Linked DNA regions of Homo sapiens: regions 1 and 3 are each linked to region 2. Evidence: chromatin loops called from intact Hi-C (ENCODE). Cell type or tissue: PC-3. All regions are shown on one strand. Region 1 holds the start of LINC02766 (long intergenic non-protein coding RNA 2766). Region 2 overlaps VPS13D (vacuolar protein sorting 13 homolog D). Region 3 overlaps VPS13D (vacuolar protein sorting 13 homolog D).

Region 1 (8,000 bases), 51 kb after region 2:
AGGAGGGTAATGGCCAAGCTAAGCTTTAAAAAAAGAGTTAGTGGTGTGAAGAGGCATGAATGGGAGTGAGCAGAGAGAGATTTTCTCTTTGAGAACAGGAAGCCAGTGACCTAAATGAGTAAAGGTGCCTCCGGCCTTGGCTGCTCCCTGAGATAGAGAACTGGGAGATAGCCGGGCACGGTGGCTCACGCCTGTAATCCCAGCACTTTGGGAGGCCGAGGCAGGTGGATCACAAGGTCAGGAGACCAAGACCATCCTGGCTAACACGGTGAAACCCCGTCTCTACTAAAAATACAAAAAATTAGCTGGACATGGTGGCAGGCGCCTGTAGTCCCAGCTACTCAGGAGGCTGAGCAAGAGAATCACTTGAACCTGGGAGGCAGAGGTTGCAGTGAGCCGTGATCGCGCCACTGCACTCCAGCCTGGGCAACAGAATGAGACTCCATCTCAAAAAAAAAAAAAAAGAGAACTGGGAGGCCATCTTAGGTGACGGGTTTCACTTTGGACACATTGAACATGGGGCCCTGCAGAGCATCCAGTTAGCAGCATTAGAAAGGTAGAGATGGGGGAGTCATTCTTTTGGAGACAGTAGTTTGTTAGTTTGTTTGTTTGTTTATTTTTTGGAGACAGAGTCTCACTCTGCTGCCCAGTCTGGAGTGCAGTGCTGCGATCTCAGCTCACTGCAACTTCTGCCTCCCAGGTTCAAGCGATTCTCCTGCCTCAGCCTCCTGAGTAGCTGCGACTACAGAAATGTGCCACCACGCCTGGCTAATTTTTGTGTTTTTAGTAGAGACGGGGGAGACAGTAGTTTAAATAAGTCCTGGCGTGAATGCCTTACCCAGAGGGGGCATAAAATGAGGGGTCTAAGGCCAGCACCCTGGGAAATGTCAACGTAAGAACTGCCAGGGGAGGAGGATCCAGGAAGGGTCAGTGATGGGGATGACAAAGGGGGTGTCATGGGGAAAAGGGCAGAGGAGGAGGGACTAGTGACCACCTCTGCTCTGAGGTCATGTGGAGCAAGACTGAAAAGAGGCCGGGGATTGGGAAATGAGGCCACTGGTGGCCTTGTCCCTGGCGGCTCTGGGATGTGGGCCAGAAGCCAGTCCCTGGTGTTGAAATAGGATCCAAAGGTGAAGAAGGGAGTGTAGATGTATCTTTAAAATTTGACTGTGGGAGGGAGGGTGGTTTTGGTTTTTGCCATGTTGGTGTTTTAAAAGCAGCAGGGAGTTGAGCTGCTTGTGGACTGGAAGGAAGGAGCCAGCAGACAGGGAGGAGAGGAGGGGAAGTGGGTAGTGAAGGGGAGAGAGAATAGCCAGGGGTGGTGGGCAGAAGGAGAGGAAATGGAACCCTAGAGGCCTGGGCAGGAGGCCTCTTGCTGTTGAGCTGCGGCCGGCTGTATTTTGAGACCTTAACCTTCACCTTCTCAGCTGTGTTGGATGCGGCCTCCAGAGGCCCAGGAGAGGTGGGGATCAGACGGGGTTCAACAGGGAGCCAGAACCATGAGGTCTGTCGTGGAATAAAGGATGTATTCTAGGAGTCAGGCCTCACCCAGCTGTGGCGGGGGTGGAGGGCAAGGAGGACTGCCGAGGGGGCTGGGGTGGGCGTCTTTGGGAGGTGTCTTCTGTGAGTTTGCAGCAAAGGGTCTGGGGTGGGTCTGGGGTGGGCCTGGGGTCGGCCTGGGGTCAGTGTTGGTCAGCAAGGCCAGCCTCACCTTTGCCTCTCAAATCACGGGTGCCTTCCCTCTTGACAACTCTGCCCTGAGACCTACAGGAAGTGGATTCTGAGAAATATGGCTTCCACCGTTACCAAGTGGACCAGCGCTGTCCCATAGAAATAATGCAAGTCACCCGGGCTCCTGGAATCCCAGCACTTTGGGAGGCCGAGGCAGGCGGATCCCTTGAGGCCAGGAGTTTGAGATCAGCCTGGCCAACATGGCGAAACACCATCTCTATCTTTACTAAAAATATAAAAATGAGCTGGGCATGGCGATGCATGCCTGTAATCCCAGGACGTTGCAGTGAGTGAGATGGTGCCACTGCACTCCAGCCGGGGCAACAGAGCAAGACTCTGTATCCAAAAAGAAAAACAAAGAAACAATGCAAGTCACACATGTAATTTAAAATTGTCTAGGCTGGGAGCAGTGGCTGACACCTATAATCCCAGTACTTTGGGAGGCTGAGGCGGGAGGATTGCTTGAGCTCAGGAGTTCAAGACCAGCTGGGGAAACATAGTGAGAACTTGTCTCTATTTTAAAAATTAAAAAAAAAAAATGAGCTGGGCATCGTGGCACATGTCTGTAGTCCCAGCTACTAGGGAGGCTGAGGCTTCTTGAGCCCAGGAGGTAGAGGCTGCAGTGAGCTGAGATCGAACCACTGCACTCCAGCCTCGGCAACAGAGCAAGACCCTGTCACTAAAAAATAAAAATAAATAGGCTGGGCATGGTGGCTCACGCCTGTAACCCCAGCACTTTGGGAGGCTGAGGCTGGCAGATCATGAGGTCAGGAGTTTGAGACCAGCCTCACCAACATGGTGAAACCCCGTCTCTACTAAAAATAGAAAAATTAGTCAGGTGTGGTGGCACACACCTGTAATCCCAGCTACTCGGGAGGCTGAGGCAGGAGAATTGCTTGAACCTGGGAGGCGGAGGTTGCAGTGAGCCGAGATTGCGCCATTGCACTCTAGCCTGGGTGACAGAGTGAAACTCCATCTCAAAAAATAATAAATAAATAAATAAATAAATATAAAAAGAAATAAAAATAAAATTTTCTAGGTGACCCATTTTTTAAGAAGGAAAAAGAAATGGAAAGTTAATTTTAATAATTAAAGACAATATGTCCAAGACATTATCATGTAATGTATAATCATTAGAAAACATTGTTAATGAGATGCTTTATGTTGTGATTTTGCACTAAATCTTTGAAATGTGGTGCCTGTTTCACACTTACAGAACAGCTCAACTCCAAATAGGCGCATTTCCATCGCCTCCATCGCCGCTGTAGCTGGTGGCTGTCAGATTGGACAGCACGGTAGAGGCGGGTCAGGAAATGCAAGGAGAGCACTTTTGGAAGCGTCTGGATCCTGGGCCCTCGGGGAGGGCAGGGCCTGGGTCCTGATGTGAGGAGCCTGGAGCCTGTCCGTGGCCGAGAGGGCCTCCTTCCTCCTTCCTGGCCGACACGTCACCTGCTCCGTCCAGTCCACGAGAAGCAGCTGTGGCCCAAGCCCATGACCTGCCTTTCTTCCCCAGCGTCACCATCTGTGGCAGCCTGGGATACGCATGAGCTCCTCAGGAGGGCGGGTGAGTGGACTTTCCAGCGCGGGCTGGAGGTGATCTCAAAGGGCACAAGGGTTGGAACTGAACCAGCCATGCCAGGGGACGCGGGTTTGGTCGGAGCCCTGTGGGAAGGGAAGGCCCCTCTGCTCCAGGCCCTCCAGGATCTCCAACCATGGCCCAAATGGCCACCATGATGATGCCCACCTACGGGCTTTGGTGCTTCGGGAGTGTCTTGCTGGGTGAAGGGCAGGTCGCTATCAGATGCATCTGTTTAATTTTAGAGCTCCGTGGAACACACATCTGGATGACAGGAGGGAGCCAGGAGCTGTGAGAAGACGGGGGAGCTGCCGCCGCAAGAATGCAAGACCCACGGGCTCTACGATGCGGGGGAGCAGCGGGCATCTGAGGAAGGGGCGTCAGGGGCACATGGCCAGCCCTCTTCACCCCACAGTCTGCCCCAGGCCAGCCCCACTAGGAGTGACCCATTTTCTCCTAGCAGGATTCCTTGCATGGGGTGGCCTGGACCCAAAACACCCGCTCTGAGGATTCCCTGTTAACCACAGAGAAGGTTGACTCAAGTTTCTTTATTTGGCCATGAAACTGTGGGGCATCTCACGGTGCTTCTTGGGTCCACTGGAGAGCCCTGGAAGCTCAGAAGAGGCAAGAGGGGCCTACTTCTCCCTTGTTTGGGCTTTGTTTGCTAAATACCAATATTAGATTAGGCAACTCTGCAAACAAAACCAAGGCCTGGCCAGCTGCCCAGGGTGTTTAAAGTCCAAGACATGAAGGCAGGACGTGTGCCCGTGGACTTGCACACGCAAGCAGGCCGAGGGGAGAGCAGCCCGGCAGAGACCTTGGTGGTCCAGGGCTGAGCAAAGGCTTCCCCCACCGGTCCATCCCAGTGCGCTCAGCACAGGAGTTAGCGGCCACACACTTCAACCATTGTCTTATTTTAGAAAATGACATCTGCTGGGCGCGGTGACTCACGCCTGTAATCCCAGCATTTTGAGAGGGCAAGGTCAGGAGTGATCACTTTGGGTGGACCACGAGGTCAGGAGTTCAAGATCAGCCTGGCCAACATGGTGAAACTCCGTCTCTACTCAAAATACAAAAATTAGCCAGGCGTGGTGGCTCACACTTATAATCCCAGCTACCTGGGAGGCTGAGGCAGGAGAATGGCTTGAACCTGGGAGGCGGAGGTTGTAGTGAGCCGAGACTGCTCCACTGGACTGCAGCCTGGGTGACAGAGCGAGACTCCGTCTCAAAAAAAAAAAAAAAGAAGATGACATCCATGATGTTAATAAAAGCGGAGGTATTAGGGGAAGGGAGACATCCTGTCAACTTTTCATCAGCTCACATTTGACCCTCAGCTTTTTTCTGTTAATCTAGTTATCATATCAACAGCGTTCTCACAAATGACCAAAGACAGTGTCGGTGGCTCTTAGTGTTTGAAAGTAAAAATGTATAATATTTTTAAAATGCCAACAGACTGAAAACAGGAATGAGGCATCATTGGTTGTAAACTGTCTCCTGAGCTGGTAATTCCATCTCCATCTCAAGCAGAAAAAACATACCCGTGTGCCCAGGGGCTCTCACCCCAGCACACCTCTTGCCCACTTAGCCTAGTTGATGGTCAAATTACTGAGTGGAGTTTAAATGCCCTTCAGACTTTATAGGTGGAATTCCTGAAACGCGTCTATCTGGAAGAGGAGAGGTAGTAGTATTGGGAAGGGAACAGGAAGTAGGCGGTGTGGAGTGCTGTTTGTTAAATGCTATCTCTTACCGTCTGTGTTTGTTTCTACTTAGCTTGCCTTATCTCTCTCCTCCCGCCCACTCTGTCATTCAACTACCCAGTTCCCCACCCTGGTTTCTTGTGTATTTTTTTCCAGGAAGACACACACACACACACACATTTATATATATATAAAATAGGCCAGATCCCATCCTTCCTGGGTCCACCCTTCCTGGGCAGCCCCTCAACCCAGCACACAAACACACTGTTATTTTTCTCATCTCAATTCTCAATCCACCCTTGATCTTGTACCCCAATCCAGCCACTGCTCAATTCTTTGCTTTCTTTAAAATACAATTTGTCAAATTATATGTATGTGTGTTGGCAATTACATATATACCTGTATATTTACTCTCCACCCCTCTTTTTTCTTTTCTTTTTTCTTTTTTTTTGATGGAGTCTTGCTCTGTCACCCAGACTGTAGTGCAGTGGCCCAATCTTGGCTCACTGCAACCTCCACCTCCCGGGTTCAAGCGATTCTCCTAGCTCAGCCCCCCAAGTAGCTGGGATTACAGGTGTGTGCCACCATGCCTGGCTAATTTTATTTTTTGTATTTTTAGTAGAGACAGAGTTTCACTATGTTGGCCAGGCTGGTCCCGAACTCCTGGCCTCAAATGATCTGCCCGCCTTGGCCTCCCAAAGTGCTGGGATTACAGGCGTGAGCCACCACACCCAGCCTCTCTTTTTATTTTTTACAAAGATTCTAGCTTAGTACTTCCTTGCATTTTTCACTTTGTCTTGGAGATCATTCCTTATCAGCACATGACCTTTCTTTTATTTTTTATTTTTAAAGGCTTGTCAAGTGAAGCGGTGGGAGTGGAGAAGGAGCAAAGAAATCTGTTAACTGGTTGGGATCGGTGAGTTGTAAGCAGCCGCATAAAGAACATTTCTGTTTTCTTGGATTACAACATGATTTCCATTGTATAGAAATACCGTATTTATTCCGCCAGTCCCCCACCCATAGTCACTTAAGTTGTTTCCAGCCTTCCCAATCTTCTTGCTGTTACAAGGCTGCCACGAATCACCTTGTGTATACTTGATTTTTCTGATAAGTTAAAAAGTCCTAGAGGAGAAATTGCCCAATCCTTTGTGCACCTGTAATTTTGATAAATATTGCTAAGTTGCCTTCCATAAGGTTTGTACCAATTTACACAGCCACCGGCAATGAATGAGAGTGCACTTACCCACACCCCTACCAATGCAATCTGTTAGCAAATTTTCTGAACTTTGCCAATTTGGAGAAAATGGGTATTTCAGCGTAGTTTGAATGTATACTTACTTCTCTTGTGGGAAATTATGTTTAAGAGCCATTTCCTTTTCCGTGAACTATGTTTTAAAAATCTTTTCTGGTTTGTTTGTTTTATTGAGATGGAGTCTCACTCTGTTCCCCAGGCTGGAGTGCAGTGTGGTGCAATCTCAGCTCACTGCAGCCTCCGTCTCCCGGGTTCAAGTGATTCTCCTCCTCAGCCTCCCAAGTAGCTGGGAACTATAGGGTCGCGCCACCACACCCGGCTAATTTTTGTATTTTTAGTGGAGACAGGGTTTCACCAGGTTGGCCAGGCTGGTCTTGAACTCCTGACCTCAAGTGATCTGCCTGCCTTGGCTTCCCAAAGTGCTGGGATTACAGGCATGAGCCACCGTGCTCAGCCTCTTATCTGTTTTTTTATCCTTATCTGTGTTTTCAATCCTTATCTGCTTATTTTAAAGGCTGAAACAAATCCCTAAATGTTAAAAAAAAAAAAAATAGAAAAATTATACAGCAGCACTCTTGTTCTAGCCTCTTATCATGGGATAGCTTCCCATGATTAACTTGAATTATCTTGAGACAAAGACCTGGAGAAGAACAGGGGCACAGGAGTCTCAGAGACTGGGGAGAATCCTGCCCAAGCTGCCCCATTCTCTGGAGGCCTGGCCACAGGGCAGGGCCCAGAGGCTCAGGCTGTCACCACCTTGGGGAAGAGTCCCCTTCTCCAGCTCTGTCCCCCTGACACATGAACACAGCTCCCCTTCAGGCTGACTCTCCTGCCTAGGCCCAGCATCCCATCCTCTCTTGCCTACTGAAAGACACTGTATCTAAAGCTGTCCACTCACTGTCCCCGATCACCAGATCCCACTACTCCTGGATCCCTCCTGGACCCACCCCTCCTGGGTAGCCCCACCAGCACACAAACACACTGTTACTTCTCGCCTCTTATCCACCCTTGATCCTGTAGCCCAATCCAGCCACTGCTCAATTCTTTGCTGTCTTTATTTTTATTATTTTCACTTATTTATTTTTTTGAGACTGAGTCTTGCTCTGTCTCCCAGGCTGGAGCACAGTAGCGCGATCTCAGCTCGCTGCAGCCTCCGCCCCCCAGGTTCAAGCAATTCCCCTGCCTCAGCCTCCCCAGTAGCTGGGATTACAGGCACACACCACAACGCCCAGCCAACTTTTGTTATTTTTAGTAGAGACAGGGTTTTGCCATGTTGGTCAGGCCGGTTTAAACTCCTGACCTCAGGTGATCCGCCCGCCGTGGCCTCCCAAAGTGCTGGGATTACAGGCGTGAGCCACTGCGCCCAGCCTGGCTCTCTTTAAAAATATAATTTCTCAAAAGATTGAAGTTTCTCTCTCCGCCTTCTCTTCTCATAGTCTCTGTTGCAAACCCTCTATATTGCTATTGATTTGTTACGTATGCTTGTTCTGTCAATACCTCTGAGAGGAGTGTCAGAATTTCCAGTTATGATGGTGGAGTTCTTGATTTCTTCTTTGAGTTCTGTCAGTTTTGGCTTCCTGTATTTTTTTTTTTTTTTGAGACAATGTATTAGTCAAGGTTCTCTAGAGGGACACAACTCATAGGATAGATGTATATATGAAGGCGAATTTATTAAGCAGTATTGACTCACACGAAGGCGAAGTTCCACAATAGGCCGTCTACAAGCCGAGGAGCAAGGAGGCCA
Region 2 (8,000 bases):
TTCCGCAGCACTGGCTGCTTCCGGCATCTGCAGTGCGAGGGTAAACAGGCCTACTGGGGAGTCGGTTGGCCCTGGGTTTGAGTCATTGGGCTGCTGCTTGGCTGTGACCTGGAACAAGTTTTTCCCCTCTTAATCTCTCTGAGATGAGATTCCTTTGAGTCATATGCCTACCTCGGTGGGTGGTTACGTGGATTAAATTATATCATGTATATAAAGCACTCAGCCTGGCATGTGGCATGCAGGTAGGGCTCAAGAAATGGTGTCAGTGTGAATATTCTCCCCTGAATGTTGGAATGTTGTGTGAAGGTGAAACAGGGATTGTGTCCCTAGCTCTTACTTAAATTCAACCCTGTCCCCGAATTCTTGCTGACCACCTGCTAGAGTGTGAGGACTAGGAGTTCATGTGCTTGGCTGGGCTTTTGTCCTTCCCATTCTCTTTCTTCACACAAAATGAACAGTTGAACTCAGGCCACCAAACCTGGTTGAGTTGCTGGGTGGAGGGACTCTCCTGGGCTCTGAGCCTTTGTGTGTGGGAACCGCACTGGAAAAGGTGTGCAGAGGCCACGAACTTGCTCTGAACCCACTTGTGAAGAGCAGGTGACCCCAAACTATTGTTAGTGTCTGCTGTAAATGATATGCCTCTGGGTTCGAGCAGAGTTCAGCCAAAAGCCCCACATGACATGGAAATCTGTCCTGGAGCCAGGTTTGTCGGGTAAAAGTTATGTAGCAAATGTCTCCAAACATTGGCATCTGTTGTCTGCCGAGACTAGGACAACCGAGAATGATGGAGTGCTTAAGGAAATTAGGATGGGGCATGCGACCCTGTAACAGCTGATAAACTGTTTCAGGCCACCGTGGCTCATCCAGCTCTTTTGATAAACAGCTTTAAAAGCATTACGTGGTTTGGAAAGCATTCTTCAAAAATGGTTATATTTTCCAGACGCATGACAGTCCACTGTTCAGTATTATTTAAGGGTTTTAAATTGTAGAATCAGATTCCTTTTCAGTGGGGCTCTTGGAACTGTCGAGGGCTGATCTGTCTGACTCCCACCAGGACAATCTCACAACAATATTATTATGTAGGTCGGGGTCCCCTAGGTCTGTTAAAAAAAAAAAAGTTCAGGGCTAAGCGTTTAAGAGGAAAAACTATTTCTTTCATTTCTAGCTAAGTCTGATGGGCCCTTTCAAACACTGCTTTCATCATGCACCTTTTATTTCACGATTTCTGCATAATGAAAATACAAGATCGATAACTGTGGATTATCGTAATGCCTTGAGCCTTTGAAAATGAACATTTTCTAGATTATAAATGTTCCCTTTGTAATTCATTTCAAACTTCATCCTCCCATTTGTCCTAATTCCCGAAATTTAACTGTTGCCTTTTGAGCCTCCTAGGAAATTCTGGGTATCCTTTAGGCAAGGGAGGTAGCTCTTGGGGGAATAGCATTCAGGCCACAGGCAATTCATTTGCGACTTGGGCTCTTCTTAGAACATATGATAAGTACAACGCACTGTAGTGACAGATTTTTTAAAAACCCTATTAAAGCCCAATATACTAATGCAGATTTTTTTTTTTTAAGTTTTAGAGAGATTCATGGGATTTTATTCTTTTTCCCAAAGGCAGTGGTGGAGCTGACAGAGTAGCATGGAGCCTCGTCCTGATGTATTGTGCGGAAGTGGCAGCAGTTCACATTCATTCAGTTTGTCAGCATAGGATCAGTTCCTTCTTGACTCAACTCTCTGTGATCAAAATAAGCTATTGGATGTTCCCTTTGGGTACTGGAAGCAGCTTGGCCCCTTGGCAAGAGAACAGGATTGCAAATCACAAGAGCAGAGCCCTGACTCCAGCTCTGATGCTACTGTGCTTTGTGACCTTGTGCAGACAGCTTTATATCCCCATCTCAGGTCATTCTCCCCCATACAAAGGGGGAGAGGGTCATCCTTGCCCTGGTCATGTCTGCATGGCTGAGGTGAATAACTAGTTGTGTAACTTCCTGGAGGAGTGGCACAGAGGAAGCTCCCTTCCTAGGGCTGGCTCTGCCATCAGGGAGGAAGCTGGATATTAGAATGAAGAAAAAGCCCATGCAGAATATATGGCAGCCCGATAATGGATTCTAAAAATAAAAAAGCACTAGGTTAATCTGCAGCTGTAGTGTACCTAAAGTATTCTTTGGCAGGTTGTGGCCCTAGCCTAATCCCCAGCTGGACTTAGCACCATTTAAGTGAGTTACATCTCATCCCCGCAAGGGATTGAGTCTGTAGCCAATTTGGCCTTGTCACCACTTCAGCCCTCCCTCTGATTTCACCTTTGGGAAAACTACAAAGTGGCCCCAGACATACATAGCAGGCTTGATCACATGGGTGGAGTCTGTCAGGACAGCATACATCAAATAAAATGTCCAGGGAACCTGTTGTAAATAAACCACTTCCCGCATGCTCAGTCATCGTGGAGGTACTTGAATGTTTAGTTTCTTTTAGCTGATGGCCAAGAAATCAATGTTTAAAAAAAAAAAAACAAAAAACAAAAAAACACCTTGACAGAGGCATTTTGTACAAGAATGGTGTGTGGGTGTGAAAAAGTAAATTCCAAAACATATTTCCTTTTAGTTCCCAAACCCATATTAGATGAGTACTTCTTAGCCTTGGCCACAGTGCTAGAGTAAATAGCAGTGTCACATAGCTCGTGGAACAGGCAAACCACAGAATGTACAAGAGAGAAGCGTGCACACCAGTGAGTCTGCTATGGCAGCTCTCTTTGTCCTGGTTTCTACATCTCATTTGTAAGCAACTTGTGTTCCTGCATTTTCAGAGTTTGGCCAGTTTATTTACTTAGAATTGCATGTTCCTGGAATATTGTCATAAAAGTGATCCTGAGATAGAAAAAGTCAACAGGAAGCAGGGGCATTGAGTTTATAAGTTCTCAGTCTGTCTTGGCCCATATTAAAGTCTCATTCTCAGGGGTAGGTCCAGCTTTCCAAATTTTAATATATCAGAGACTCCTGATGCATCTGGGCTCATGATGGGCCAAAGTAGGCCTTCAGGAGTCCTCGTGTTACACACTCAACGCCTAATGGAGACTGGATTCATTTACGTGTATTAATGTAACCTGCGTGATCATGTGAGTGCAAGTGCTTTGTAGATTGTCCTGGGAGATGTGGCATATTATGACTAAAGACTTAATTGAACCCTGAACATGTATATGAATAACTGGAGACAGATTGACTGGATTACACATTTTTCTTGAAAATTTCCTAAATTTAGCCTACCTCTTTGTTGCCTTTTATTTCCCAGCTTAAGTGGTTCTCTATAACACTATATTTTAAACAAACCAGAACAAATAGTATACAAAAGCATAGACAAGAGGGATATAACAAGAGATGGTTTTCTGTGATCCGTGGCACCTCCTCTCTACCCTGCCTCCACCACCAAAAGGGGCTTTAAATTAAGATTCGGAATGGCAAATTCACTTACCAGCTCCAAACACAGTAGACAAGGAAACCTTGTGAGGAAAATCCGAGAGTATATTTACAGTTTCTGTTCAGAAATACATAGCTTAACTTCGAAGGAGGAAGCGTGACTTTTCACCTGCAGATAGAACTAGGGTCTGATTTGAAACAGACCACTGGCTTCACTGAACCCCATCAAAGAAGTCTGCTTCTGCCCGGAATTGGAAAGTGCCAGTGGGCATGTAGTTGCTAGTATGGGATTTCTGTTTTTATTTTTAACAAGCTTGGGCCCAACTCTTAGTATCAAGATGGGTGAAGACAAAACTGACCAGAAAAACACGTATCAAGTCAGCAGTGGCTCACCCCTCAGAGGCCATTTTTCCCACCTGCTCCTCTTATACCTTTGGTTTGTTTTTGGTTTTGGATTTTTTCTCTATGTTCCTCCTACTCTTTCTTTCTCTATTTTGCTTGGGCCTTCGTTAGAAGAGTTCTAGTAATCATTTCAGACTTCCAAAATTCAACCCAGTAGCCTCATTTTACAGGTGGACCCACTAATACACAACAGCTCGATGTGACAAACCATAGACTCACAGTTAATCACTTGGAGAGCCTGGATTCACCTCCGCGATGACCTGCCTTTCCAGCCCTCCAGTGGCGTCCTCTGTAGTGAGTTGTAAATGTGCCACTCTAGAACATTCCAGGAAAGCCCTCCTCTTGGGCTAAACTCTAAAACTAAAATGAAGTCCTGCCCATGTGAGCTGCTTGTTTAACACTTTGGATGCTAATCAGAGCATTAATGAGAACACATGGATAGATTCGGCAGGTCTAATGCTTGGGACCTTCTCCTATTTGATTCCATAAGACTAAATCCCCTATAAACACTTCCCTCCTGTGCACACACACATGCATTCACATACAGCACTCACGTATCCCTCCCTTATAGCCAAAGACCGAAAAATAAATTTTTTTTTTCTACATTAAAAATAAGACCAGCTAGTAACCAGGGTTGGCATTCCCATCTCCTGTGGAACCTGGAAGGACTAGCAGATAGCTATAGAGATCTGTCTCCTTTTTAGTGTGGTTGTATTAAGGGCAATCTTGCCTCCCATGGCACCCCAGAAAATCCAGGAGTTCAAGTGGGGGTGCACTGTAGGAGGACTCAGCAGCTGTTTTATGGAAGGTTCGTCAGGGATCAGACTGAAGATTTTGCTTTTGTGAGAACAAAGTGAAATGTGACATTCAGGAGCAGCTCGGGGCCTATATATAGGGGCCCAGGGCCTGCTGGGATGGGGTTTTACACTTGGGCTGTCCTTTTGCCCTTCCCCTGAACTCTTTTCACTTCAGTCATGAGCAAACAGTCAGTGCCTGAACTAACAACCCTGTAGTCCTCCGAAGCACGGCTGGCTTACAGTACCGAACAAAGGGAGGGAGTGCCGCGTGGGCCGGCCCAGGCCGAGGAATGCGGCTTCAGGGTTCTGCTCCATAAATTTAACCAGCACGACGAAAAGGAGATAATATGAGCCTTCGTGATGATCTGAAAGGGGGAGGTTCTGTGTCCCATTGATTGCGGTCTGGCCCAATGCCAGGCCCAAGCCTGACCGACAGTTGAACCATATCATTAAGGCGTGTAATACAGCTCGAGTCTTGTACTGCCGCCAATGAGTGCATATCCACAGGGCAAAAGTTTATAAAGAGTCGAGGCTGTCCTGTTTAACCCTCTCACACTGCATGTAATAGAACCAGCTGCCATTCAGAACTTGCCCATCTGAGGTCATAAAGGAAAGCCTGCACGTTTCTTTTCTTCAAACAGCTTTTCAGGACTGGGGAGAGGAAGAAACGCTGTCTAGAGAGGGTCAAGGCACGGTGATGTTTCTCTCTGGAGAAGCAAAGCAGTCTGCCTCCCTCCCCCCGGCCAGAAACGGGACACCTTAGTGCTTTCTTCAGAGTAGCTCTCTGTTTGTGGTATAATGTTGCTGGAGGAAACAGGGCTGACACCACAGGAAACCTGCCTGTCTCCAAGGAGGCCGCATCGGTGGCAGAGGTGGGTCAGATGCCGGCCGTGGAGTGCTCTTGTCAAGCTTGGGATGATGCCGTTTTCCTTCCCCATCACCTCGAAAGCTGTTAATAGCCTTGCTTTCTGGCCTTCCACAGCTACGCCCAGGTGCTAAAACAGAGCAGGTGGAAGGCCGCCCCACGGAGTGGCCTGTGAGCCCAGAGTTCTCACTGTCCGAGGCCGGTGGCCCCATGGGAACTCTGTCCATTCAATAGGGAGGGCATGTAGAAATAGGCACATTGTCACAGCAAGGCCTGGAGTGGCCTGGGTTCTTACAGTGGGCACTGCATTGAGGAAATGGGCAGACAAACAAGGATTTAGCATAAGTATAGTCAGAAAGAAAGGGCTGCCTGTGTTCAAAGGACAAAAGGAAGAAAGTGGGCGAAGGGGTAGTTTAGTCCTGTCCATCAGCCAGTCACGTTCTTTGGCCAAACTCGGGACCTGCCTGTGCTTTGTCCATGGTGTCCAGGAAGAAATCTGTGTCTGTCACTTCCAGATTGCTGCTTGTCTGCAATGGACAATGCCTCTTAGGCAGACACCTGCTCGGGATGACAGTGCTGCAGAAATTGATCCAAAACATTGACTAGCTTGCATGGTATCGCTGTCATTAGTATTCAGTCTTCACAACCACCCTATGAGGTGGGTGCTATACTTTCCCCATTGTACAGATGGGAAAGTTGAGGCACACAGGGGATACGTAACTTGTCTAAGATCTCAGAGGTAGTAAGGAAGGGAACCAGAATGTGGACCCTGGCCAACTGAACACAGAGTACATGCTCCTAATCTCTGTGCTGCTTCTGGGCCATCTCTCGGTCCCTCACATCGAAAGACCTCATGATTTCAATCCAAAGCATCTGACCAAGTGTTAGGTCTACTTCCTTTCGATTCTTGGATATGAAGGGTAGGAGCTTAATATCTGCCTATAGCCCAGAAGATTTGTGCAAAGACCCTGGTTCACTTGGAGAGGAGGTACTATAAAATTTGGACCCCACAATGCGAATGAAGGGTATGTATTGAATTCCCTCAGCCCACCAGCTTAACACAGAGACAGTGTGAGGGATATACTATAGCTGGGAAGCTTGGAAGGGCTCATGTTCAAGGGCCTCTTTGGGCCAAACAGCAGTGGGCCTGAGCATGGAGAGACCCTGGCCTTTTAGTGCCAGTGCCTAGAGAAGCAGGTCACTAAGCTTTGTGCCCAGGAGCTGTGCTGTCCCTGGTCCATCCCTGTGTACCCCATTCCACTCCTGAAATAATGAACTACTGCAGCCTTCCAAGTTCACAGTGTGCCAGTTTGTCACAGAATAGCAGTGACACTTCTCTGCTGCAACCCATCTTTGCTCTGCCATGCTGCCAAGACCATCTTCACCAGGCGGTAACCTGGGAACTCCAGCTGGTACACAGTACAAGAAGCCTCCGCAGTAGACTGTCCCAGGTGCATGTGCTCAGTATGTCATAGCCATCTCCTTTTGGAGGCCAGGGAGAGCTTCTGTTTGGGTGCCACGGATCCTGGACAGAAGCTTTCTAGAGGTAGGAGAAGAGACTAAATGGCTGGCCAACCCAGAGATTGTTGGATTGTGTTATGATTCCATGGTCAAAGTGCTTTAAAAACCTAGAAATTGGCTCTGGTAGTGAGTCCCAGGATGGAGCTAACTTACGATCTGGACTCCATTACATGATTGCTAATCCTGAAGTTCAGCAAACGTTGGTACTGGCTGACTTTTAATGGAGTACCTGTTTGAGGGTTCTCCTCATCATGTATTTAAGGTTAAATTGTATAAAGGAATTCTGCTGCTCTTTTGAAATTTTCTGGTTCTGTTTAACCATACCTAAAAATGCCATGAGGTAGCCAGATGATTGACTAACTGGGATTTATGGAAATTCTTATCTGCAAAAATCTCAAGACAAAGAGGGCACTAACTAGAAGGTTCCCAGTGCTTTATGTAACATGCAGAAGGAAGTCTGGTCTCAGCTTCTTGGATCTGAGCAATCCTTTGGAAAGGGAGCAATGAAGAGCAGTAACTGAAGACTCATTTCCTGCCTTCTGTGTGACTCACTCTCCTTTGTCAACTTCAAGTTTGCCCTAGGCCTGCTTGCTTCTCTCCACCCCAAGGAACTTGGTCTTTGGAAGACACAGGCACCTGCCCTCTCTGTCTGCCTTTTGCCCCCAGGTCCAGAGGGAGAAACAAACCCTCAGTTGGAGGAAAGTCTAGAGCACAGGCTTTGTGTTGCTCAGAGAAGCATGACAGGAAGTGGTGCTGTTGCCTCTGCATTGGCCGACTCCTGGCTGCACCTGCTTTTCCCAGAGGCACGGGGAGGCCCAGGCAGGGGCCCAGGGCCTGCTGCTGATCAGTTTGTCCTGCTTGCAAGTCTGCATCCCAGTACCCAACGGGGCCAAGTAGAAAAGGCACATAGTGTAGTGTGAGCCGTAGCTGTCACCAGATGGGTCTTTCCCCTCCGTGCCCAACCCCTTCCCTGACCTGAAAGGGCCTAGCCTCTTTCCC
Region 3 (8,000 bases), 120 kb before region 2:
AGAGGTTGCAGTGAGCCAAGATAGCACTATTGCACTCCAGCCTGGGCAATAAGAGTGAAACTCAGTCTCAAAAAAAAAAAAAAAAAAAAAAAAAAAAAAAGGACCCAGCAAGGCCACTCTGGGGTATTTACCTAAAAGAAATGAAGATATATGTCCAAAAAATACTTGTACAAGAATGTTCATTTAACCCTAAACTGGGAAAAACCAATTGGCTATCAAGAGGATAATGAATAAATTAACAGCAATTTATTCATAACCATGGCATACTACTAGGAAGTGAAAAATTATCAAAGAGGATGTATAGAACAACATGGCTGAATCTTGTTGAGACTTTAAGTTTTAGAAGCCAGACATAGGCCGGGTGCGGTGGCTCACGCGTGTAATCCCAGCATTTTGGGAGGCCAAGGCAGGCAGATCACGAGGTCAGGAGATCAAGACCATCCCGGCTAACATGGTGAAACCCCATCTCTACTAAAAATACAAAAAATTAGCTGGACGTGGTGGTGGTCGCCTGTAGTCCCAGCTACTCGGAAGGCTGAGGCTGAAGAATGGCATGAACCCGGGAGGTGGAGCTTGCAGTGAGCCGAGACCGCTCCACTGCACTCCAGCCTGGGTGACAGAGCGAGACTGCATCTCAAAAAAAAAAAAAAAAAAAAAAAACCAGACATAAAGAGTAGTACATACTGCATGATTCCACTTATATATATGCAGTTCTATAACAGAAACAACTAATCCATAGTGATAAATGTTAGAAAGGGGTTGCCTGAATGATGGAGGAGAATATCGATTGGAAAAGGACATGAGGGAACTTTCTGGGGTGAGGGAAATAGCCTATAATTTATTTTGGATGGTGTTTATAGAGGTGTGTATAATTGTCAGAGCTCATCAAACTGAACATTTAAAATCTATACATATTATTGTGCATTTATATCTTAATAAATGTATTTGGATTGAAAACTGCAAATAATTTTACTCATTGAACCATCTTAATGTTATTCTTTCTCATACTTAGCTAAGGAGAAAAAATTTAAGTTCTTCATTAAGTCTGATGATTTTTACACCATTTTATCTTCATAGGTTTTGTGTGGCTATAAAGAAAGAGAATTATCCAGATTATATGCCCTCAAACATATTTTCTGACAGTGCAAAACAGATTTTCAGACAGCCTGGGCATACCATATATCTCCTGCCAACTGTGGTAATCTGCAACTTGCTACCCTGTGAACTTGATTTTTATGTTAAAGGAATGCCAATTAATGGGACGCTGAAACCTGGCAAGGAGGCAGCTCTCCATACAGCTGATACATCCCAGAACATTGAGCTGGGTAAGAATGTAGTCAGATGATCATTTGTCATAATCCTATGAAAATATCAATGAGTATTTTGTGATTATTTATTTGGTAAGCATCTTGGAGAAATTGGGGCACATATAATATCTCAATAAGCCAGCTCAAAGGAATCAGTGCAGTTAAAAAAAAATAACCTTTAGCTAGAGGTGGCGGCAGTACATGCCTGTAGTCCCAGCTTCTCAGGAGGCTGAGGCGGGAAGATTACTTGAGTCTAGAAGTTCGAGGCTTCAGTGAGCTATGTTCACGCTACTGCCCACCAGCCTGAGCAACAAAGTAAGACCCTGTCTCTTAAAAAAAAAGAACTTATAGAAAAGGATGAGAAAAAACTTATCAAGCCGAAAGGTTTACAGAGGAGGCACTCAACAGAGCCTTTTTTCTTACATTGCTACATGATGTATGATTGTAGGAAGTCATTTCATCTTTTTAAACTATGCTTTTCCCAAGCAAAATCTTATGCCTCTTCTCTTTTTATTGAAAGTATAAACGTTTGCTAAGCACTCACTCTATTCCAGGCATACCTGGGCTTTTTCACACTTGTAATCTCATGTAATCCTTATAGAAATAGTTATTTGCCCCATTTTACTGGGGAAGAAATGGGGGTTTGGAATGCATCAAGTAATTTTCAGTTGTAAGGGTTGTTAAAAGGAAAAGTTCAGCCAAATTAAATTTAAATGAGTTTAACTGAGCAATGAACAATTTGCAAATTGGGCAGCCCCCAGAATCACAGCAGATTCAGAGAGACTCCAGGGATGCCTCGTGGTCAGAACAAATGTATAGGCCAAAAAGGAAGTGACGTACAGAAATCAGAGGTGAAGTACAGAATCAGCTGGATTGGTTACAGGTTGGTGTTTGCCTTATTTGAACACAGTTGGAATACTCAGCAGTGTATGAGTGGGTTGAAGTGTGGCCCCTGGGATTGGCCAAGACTCAGCTGTTGTTACAGGTGCATAATCCTAAATCAGGTCTTCAATCTTGTCTACCTATTAAGTTAGCTGGCAGTTCATCCACAAAGATTCATATAGAAGTACGGAGTCCTCAGGCCATATTTAGTTTGCTTTAACAGGGTGAATGAAGTCAAAGTAGAGAATCATTGTCATATTTGCAACACTTGAAACAAAGAGGAATGGTGATCATGGTTAACAATATTGTATGGTGTATTTCATAAGAGCTAGAAGAGAGGATTTTTAGTATTCTAATTAGAAACGATGAATGTTTGAGATGATGAAAATGCTAAATACCCTAATTTGATCATTTCACAATGTGTATATGTATTGAGACATCTCACTGTACCCCCAAAATATGTACAGTTATTATTATGTGTCGATTAAAAATTTAATTTTTTTTTGAGATGGAGTCTCACTCTGTCACCCAGGGTTAGAATATCAAAATATCTAATTTATATCTAATCATATGGGTTAGGATATCTAACCCATATGATTATGCAATTTAGGCTCTCTAGTGTGATTCCAGGCCTTCTGGTTTGCTTATATTGATCCCTACCCTAGCTAGAGAGAAAGAGCCATTCTAATGAAGATTTTTGCAGTTAGATACTTAGTTATTGGTTTTTCCAAAAGGAATCCAATTTACTTTTGCTGTGAGCTATTTTGACAAATAGTGAGAACTCTGAAAGTTAATAGTTTGTATCTTCTTTAGGGGTATCACTGGAGAATTTCCCCCTCTGTAAAGAATTGCTCATTCCACCTGGAACCCAAAACTATATGGTGAGAATGCGACTCTATGACGTCAACCGTCGGCAGCTGAACCTCACCATCCGGATTGTGTGTCGAGCAGAAGGATCCTTAAAGATCTTCATTTCTGCTCCATATTGGCTGATTAACAAAACAGGTACATACAGGGGCTGCTCAAGTAGGTCTTTGGCGTTAGTCATGGGAATTCAGATTTATTTGCTTAGCTAACTAAATGGAGCCAATGCAAATAGATTACTTCAACAGTCTGAGCTGCTGAAACATTCCTGCTTCCATCATAAATGCTTAATCATGCTCAAAACTGTCTTTTTAGGCAAGAAACTGAGCCCACTAAATAGATTCAGTTTTCACTCTTTTCCCGCTTGATGGTTTTATTCATTCACCATTTGCATCTCTTTCAGATAGACTGGGTGGTATTGATGTAAACTTTTCTCTCCTTCCTAAAGGGTTGCCACTGATCTTCAGACAGGACAATGCCAAGACAGATGCTGCAGGCCAGTTTGAGGAGCATGAGCTGGCCCGTAGCCTGAGTCCTCTCTTATTCTGCTATGCTGACAAAGAGCAGCCAAACCTGTGAGTACAGTTATTTATGGGAAGGGGAAATAAGCTCCCAGGGAAGGGAAGAAATTAGTAAAGGCTATAATATATCCGTGTAAGTAGAAATATACTGTAGATAACAATCCTGACTTGGCAGGGGAATAGAACCATGACCTAATGGGATTTTTGGGGATCTAATTTCTATGTTATTTGATACTGAAAATAAACCATTTGGTTGGTTTATAATGAAAGCTAGTTTTATTTTACATGCATTGAAGTAGTTTTCCTATTCATAACTCTGCCAACGAAGAGAAAGCCACGAGTTCTCCTTCTCTGCTCTGCAGTTTTTCTTCCCCTGTAAACTTGGAGCACAGGCACAGGAGCTGTCATCAGAATGGACATAGGCTGGTTCTTTGGTGAAGCCGTCAGCCTCATTAATCCAATCCAGGATTTGTATCACATTTGGAAATTCATCCCTTTTACCTTTGAAGTAAAATGTGCCATTTTATGGTCTCAGAGCACTCATTGCATGTTTAAAAGCAGGGACAAAAAACAACTGTGAGGATTAGATGACATGTGCTTTTAATGTATGGTAGGAGCATTAATTCACTTTTGTTCTTGGTTTTGACATTTTGCTTTTTACAAGAGTCTTTTAATAGAGCTCTAATCAAAGATAAATGGGTGTATCCAATAATGCTAAAATGCCATACCGTGTTATCGGTAGAATCGTGCTGACAGCTTAACAGAAAGTCTTCTGGGGTACCACACTTCAGTGGGTACTGATGTGTTTACAAGGGAAGGTTGGAGTGTAGATTACCGTTTGAGGCATGGAAAGAGGATTGATGAGAGTTCTGGATATTGTAGGGGATGCAGCCAGCCTCTTGGCATGTGCAGCCAGCCCAGTCTCATTCTTCTCCTGAAATGATTTGGACAGTTTTAGATTTAGGACTTGACATGTGTCACACAGTGTGTTTTATCTGTGAATTCCACAGTTCCCAAAGCATTTCACATAGACCATCTCATTGGATTCTTCCCACCATCCCAATGGTTTAGGCAGGGCAGGAAATATTGTTATATTTTAAGATGAGGAAACAGGCTCAGAGAGATTGCTACCTGCCCAAGTTTACATCGCTTGTTAGTGGTAGAGCTGGAACACACATTCAGGAATTATGTTGTCGAAATCCATGACAGGACACTGGCCCACTAAACAGTGCTTTGCTATTGTAATAGTATCAGGCCGGCTGGGTACGGTGGCTCATGCCTGTAATCCCAGCACTTTGGGAGACCGAGGCGTATCCCAAGGTCAGGGGTTTGAGACCAGCCTGGCCAACGTGGTGAAACCCCTTCTCTACTAAAAATGCAAAAATTAGCCGGGTGTGGTGGCGCTCGCCTGTAGTCCCAGCTACTTGGGAGGCTGAGGCAGGAGAATCACTTGAACCTGGGAGGCGGAGGTTGCAGTGATCCTAGACTGTACCATTGCACTCCAGCCTGGGCGACAGAGCAAGATTCCACCTCAAAAAAAAAAAAAAAAGTATCAGCCCTTAGAAGTAATGCATCATACCTGTATCTTCTGTACATATGCTTCTTGTGCTTTTTAAAATGAACCCTTGAAACAGCAGAGTCAGGAAAGGATTAGTTTGACTTGAATTCTTTATTTTTAGGGGAATATTAGAAATTGCACCACTTTCCTCATGTGTTATATTCATAGAATCCTAATGTTTTCTCCTAAAGCATTTAGTTGTAGATGTCAGTAAATTTCACACACTGTTGTACTGTGGCTGCCTCTAAGATACAGCTTTAACCACTGATGAATTTTGTCACTGTGCTAGGGAATCACATGAGAGTGAGGAAGAGAGTCAGTGGTAGAGATGGAACTTGGGTGATAACTGTATTAGTGTTTCCCAATTAGAACAGGCAGATAAGACTTTCTTGTGGATGAATATCTACATCTTTGCTTTTCTGCCCCACAGCTGCACGATGAGAATCGGAAGGGGGATTCATCCAGAAGGCATGCCGGGCTGGTGTCAGGGCTTCTCCCTGGATGGTGGTAGTGGTGTCCGAGCTTTGAAAGTCATCCAGCAAGGAAACCGCCCAGGGCTGATCTATAACATTGGTGGGTTACATTTGGGGCAGCGGGACAATCAGAACCATTGGCCGATGACCTCAGGCTTGGAGGAATGACCTGGCCATGCATTTTGGCCTGACTACAAGTACTGATTTTCTTATTTGGCATTGGGTCAGGTATCTGTTCTCTGAATGCTACAGTGATATCAACACAGATCTATTCTCCTGGGGATCTGAGGAGCCACCTAAACACTGCCCTTTTGAGGTCTGTGGCTCTGTTTAATTTCAGACTCACCTGTGTCAGGAAAGTATCAGTTTGGCTTGAATCCTTGTTTTTCGGGGGAATAATAGGAACACTTAGCATGCCTTTCATCCTCCAAGTATTCCCACGCATTCATTAAAATTTGCAAGCCCTAAGAGGGTAAGAAGCATTGTTCTCCTTGAAACTGAAGGAGAGAGGTTAAGTGACCTGCCTAGATGCAAAGGGGAAGTCTGGGTCAGAAGTAGGATCAGGATTGGGGGATACAAATAAAATGCACTTGGTGGTTGTAGTAATTAAAGCAATCTCCAGACTCACTTTGCTTATGGAGATGGGAAGGGTGGAAAGGGGAGGGGAGGATACTGTACCCATATGCCTCATAGCCACTTGAGAACGCTCAAAAGATTCTCTAAAGGGTTAAGATAATTTGATTGAAATATGAATCAGGGTGAAAATTGTAGCAGCGCATCCTTTCAGTATATAATTTCCCAGCCTCTCAAAGCAATGTTTAGTTTTGAACATTGGAACACCATCTATGACTGCATGGTCCTGTAGAACTTTCTGTGATGATGGAGATGTTCTATTTTGCACTATCTAGTAGTAGCCACTAGCCACATGTGGCTGCTGAGCCCTGGAGAGCACATTAGTGAGAAGTAAGGCAAGTATGGCTGAGGAATTGAATTTTTATTTAATTTTAATGAATTTAGCTTTAAATAGCCACATATGGCTACTGGCACCGTATTGGACAGTATGCACATAGTGTCATAGTTCCTTCCTAGAGCAAGGAAAAACTGATGTGATATCATTTACATATTTATCCTGAGTCCCATGGAGAATCAAAGATATGTTTAAATGTCTGAGGATTTATTAATAAAAGAATCTTCCAAGTATAGTTTCCTCTTTGGATTTTTAATCATAGGTTTGTATTCATTCTCCCTTGACATGTGAACTGTCTTCTTAAAGTTGACATTAAGATTTTTAAAAGAAAGAAACTTGATTTGATCTTGCAGCACAGGATAGTTATCTTAACTTGTTCTCACTTTCGTTTGCTCCACCCTTTGAATAGGCAAAGGCTGCTTTATGCTGAGTTTGGCTTTCTGCTGGAGTGTTTTGCCCTTGATGTATTTTGCAAAGCAAGCTACCACAGGTTGACTGGAAGCTGTAGTTGGGACAAATTGGGATGGGAGGAGCTTGTTCCTTTTATAGCAGCTAGCACTAAGAACCACAGAATTCTTGCAGAGGCCAGTTGAGCAAACCGATCAGACATATGCAGTGATTACCCATATAAGCTGTTATGCTAGGAGCATTCACTAAAGCTCATGGCATATGTTTTGAGGGCTAAGACTGTGATTTAAGTTTTGTTGATCCACCTAGGGAAGGGATAGAGGGAGTGGGCTAAGATAGGACTTTATCATTCTTGAGGGTCATGAACTTTTGCCGTATATTCCCACAAGGGAATTTGTGGAATCTCCTGCTTGAATATTTTGAAGAATAGGATAGATAACCAACTCCCTATCAGGAAAGTTTAAAGCATAGTCCAAACTGAAAAGCCAGGGACAGGCTTGCCAGGTAGCCTCACATGGATCTCCAAAAAGAACGATTTTGTGCCTGTTGATCTTATCAACTTATTGATTTATCAGGGGTTTCCCAGGGCAATATAAGATGTGAAGGGGGAAAGAAGCCCACCTTTTTCCAAAGATTGAGTGTCTGTATTGTTCAGAGTACCCTAGACTCTTTTTATAATATTAAATTAGATACATCTTTTGTAGTTAGACTTTTTATTAGATATCACCTAACTATGATAATGTTGATTTCTGACAATGAAAGCTTCTCTGCATGTCACAGAAAGAAGTGATAGGGTATAGTTCCATATCCCAATATTACATAGCATTTCTTAGATACAGAGTTTTAGAGAGATTTTTGTGTGTGACTTTTCTCAGTCTTTCAGGTATTTTCAAGGCTTGTGTTAAAGGAACATCAGCATTTTCAAGCCAGTTTAAGTGAATTACGGCATTTACAGATTGGAATATTTATAATTGGGATTGTGTTGAGAAATCTATGACAGCCGGTTGTCAAATGCTAAGG

The links. A loop is a pair of places that touch in the nucleus more often than their neighbours do. Peaks named below come from ENCODE experiments on the same cell type or tissue, not always from the same donor. Only the 100,000 strongest peaks of a DNase experiment are listed, where the experiment ranks them.
Region 1: it touches region 2 in a loop (5-fold over the local background); 13 of 110 quality-filtered maps call a loop at or near these places.
Region 3: a loop joins it to region 2, with 3 times the contacts of the local background. A loop is called at or near these places in 3 of 110 quality-filtered maps.

The regions. Positions count from the first base shown.
Region 1 is chr1:12,524,498-12,532,497 of GRCh38, forward strand. It overlaps LINC02766 (long intergenic non-protein coding RNA 2766), which reads left to right and starts at 1,056. Exons shown (of 3, transcript NR_187319.1): 1 at 1,056-1,130; 2 at 2,948-3,295; 3 at 3,553-4,595. In PC-3, no CTCF peak of the experiment used is centred here; a DNase peak (open chromatin) is centred at 3,974; H3K27ac peaks cover 1,347 bases.
Region 2 is chr1:12,473,387-12,481,386 of GRCh38, forward strand. All of the region lies in intron 67 of VPS13D (vacuolar protein sorting 13 homolog D), which reads left to right. Among named protein-coding and RNA genes, the nearest start is that of SNORA59A, 30 kb to the right of the region's middle. RefSeq lists silencers at 508-802, 4,708-5,002 and enhancers at 4,361-5,218, 5,219-6,075, 7,808-8,000. In PC-3, no CTCF peak of the experiment used is centred here; DNase peaks (open chromatin) are centred at 2,355, 2,695, 4,995 and 7,555; H3K4me3 peaks cover 1,276 bases; H3K27ac peaks cover 6,735 bases.
Region 3 is chr1:12,352,897-12,360,896 of GRCh38, forward strand. It overlaps VPS13D (vacuolar protein sorting 13 homolog D), which reads left to right. Exons shown (of 70, transcript NM_015378.4): 47 at 1,078-1,325; 48 at 3,003-3,194; 49 at 3,502-3,628; 50 at 5,563-5,705. It overlaps LOC124903845 (a long non-coding RNA gene), which reads right to left. Exons shown (of 2, transcript XR_007065468.1): 2 at 3,828-4,508. Among named protein-coding and RNA genes, the nearest start is that of VPS13D, 130 kb to the left of the region's middle. RefSeq lists an enhancer at 5,441-5,942. In PC-3, no CTCF peak of the experiment used is centred here; DNase peaks (open chromatin) are centred at 3,265 and 3,575; H3K4me3 peaks cover 1,342 bases; H3K27ac peaks cover 2,447 bases.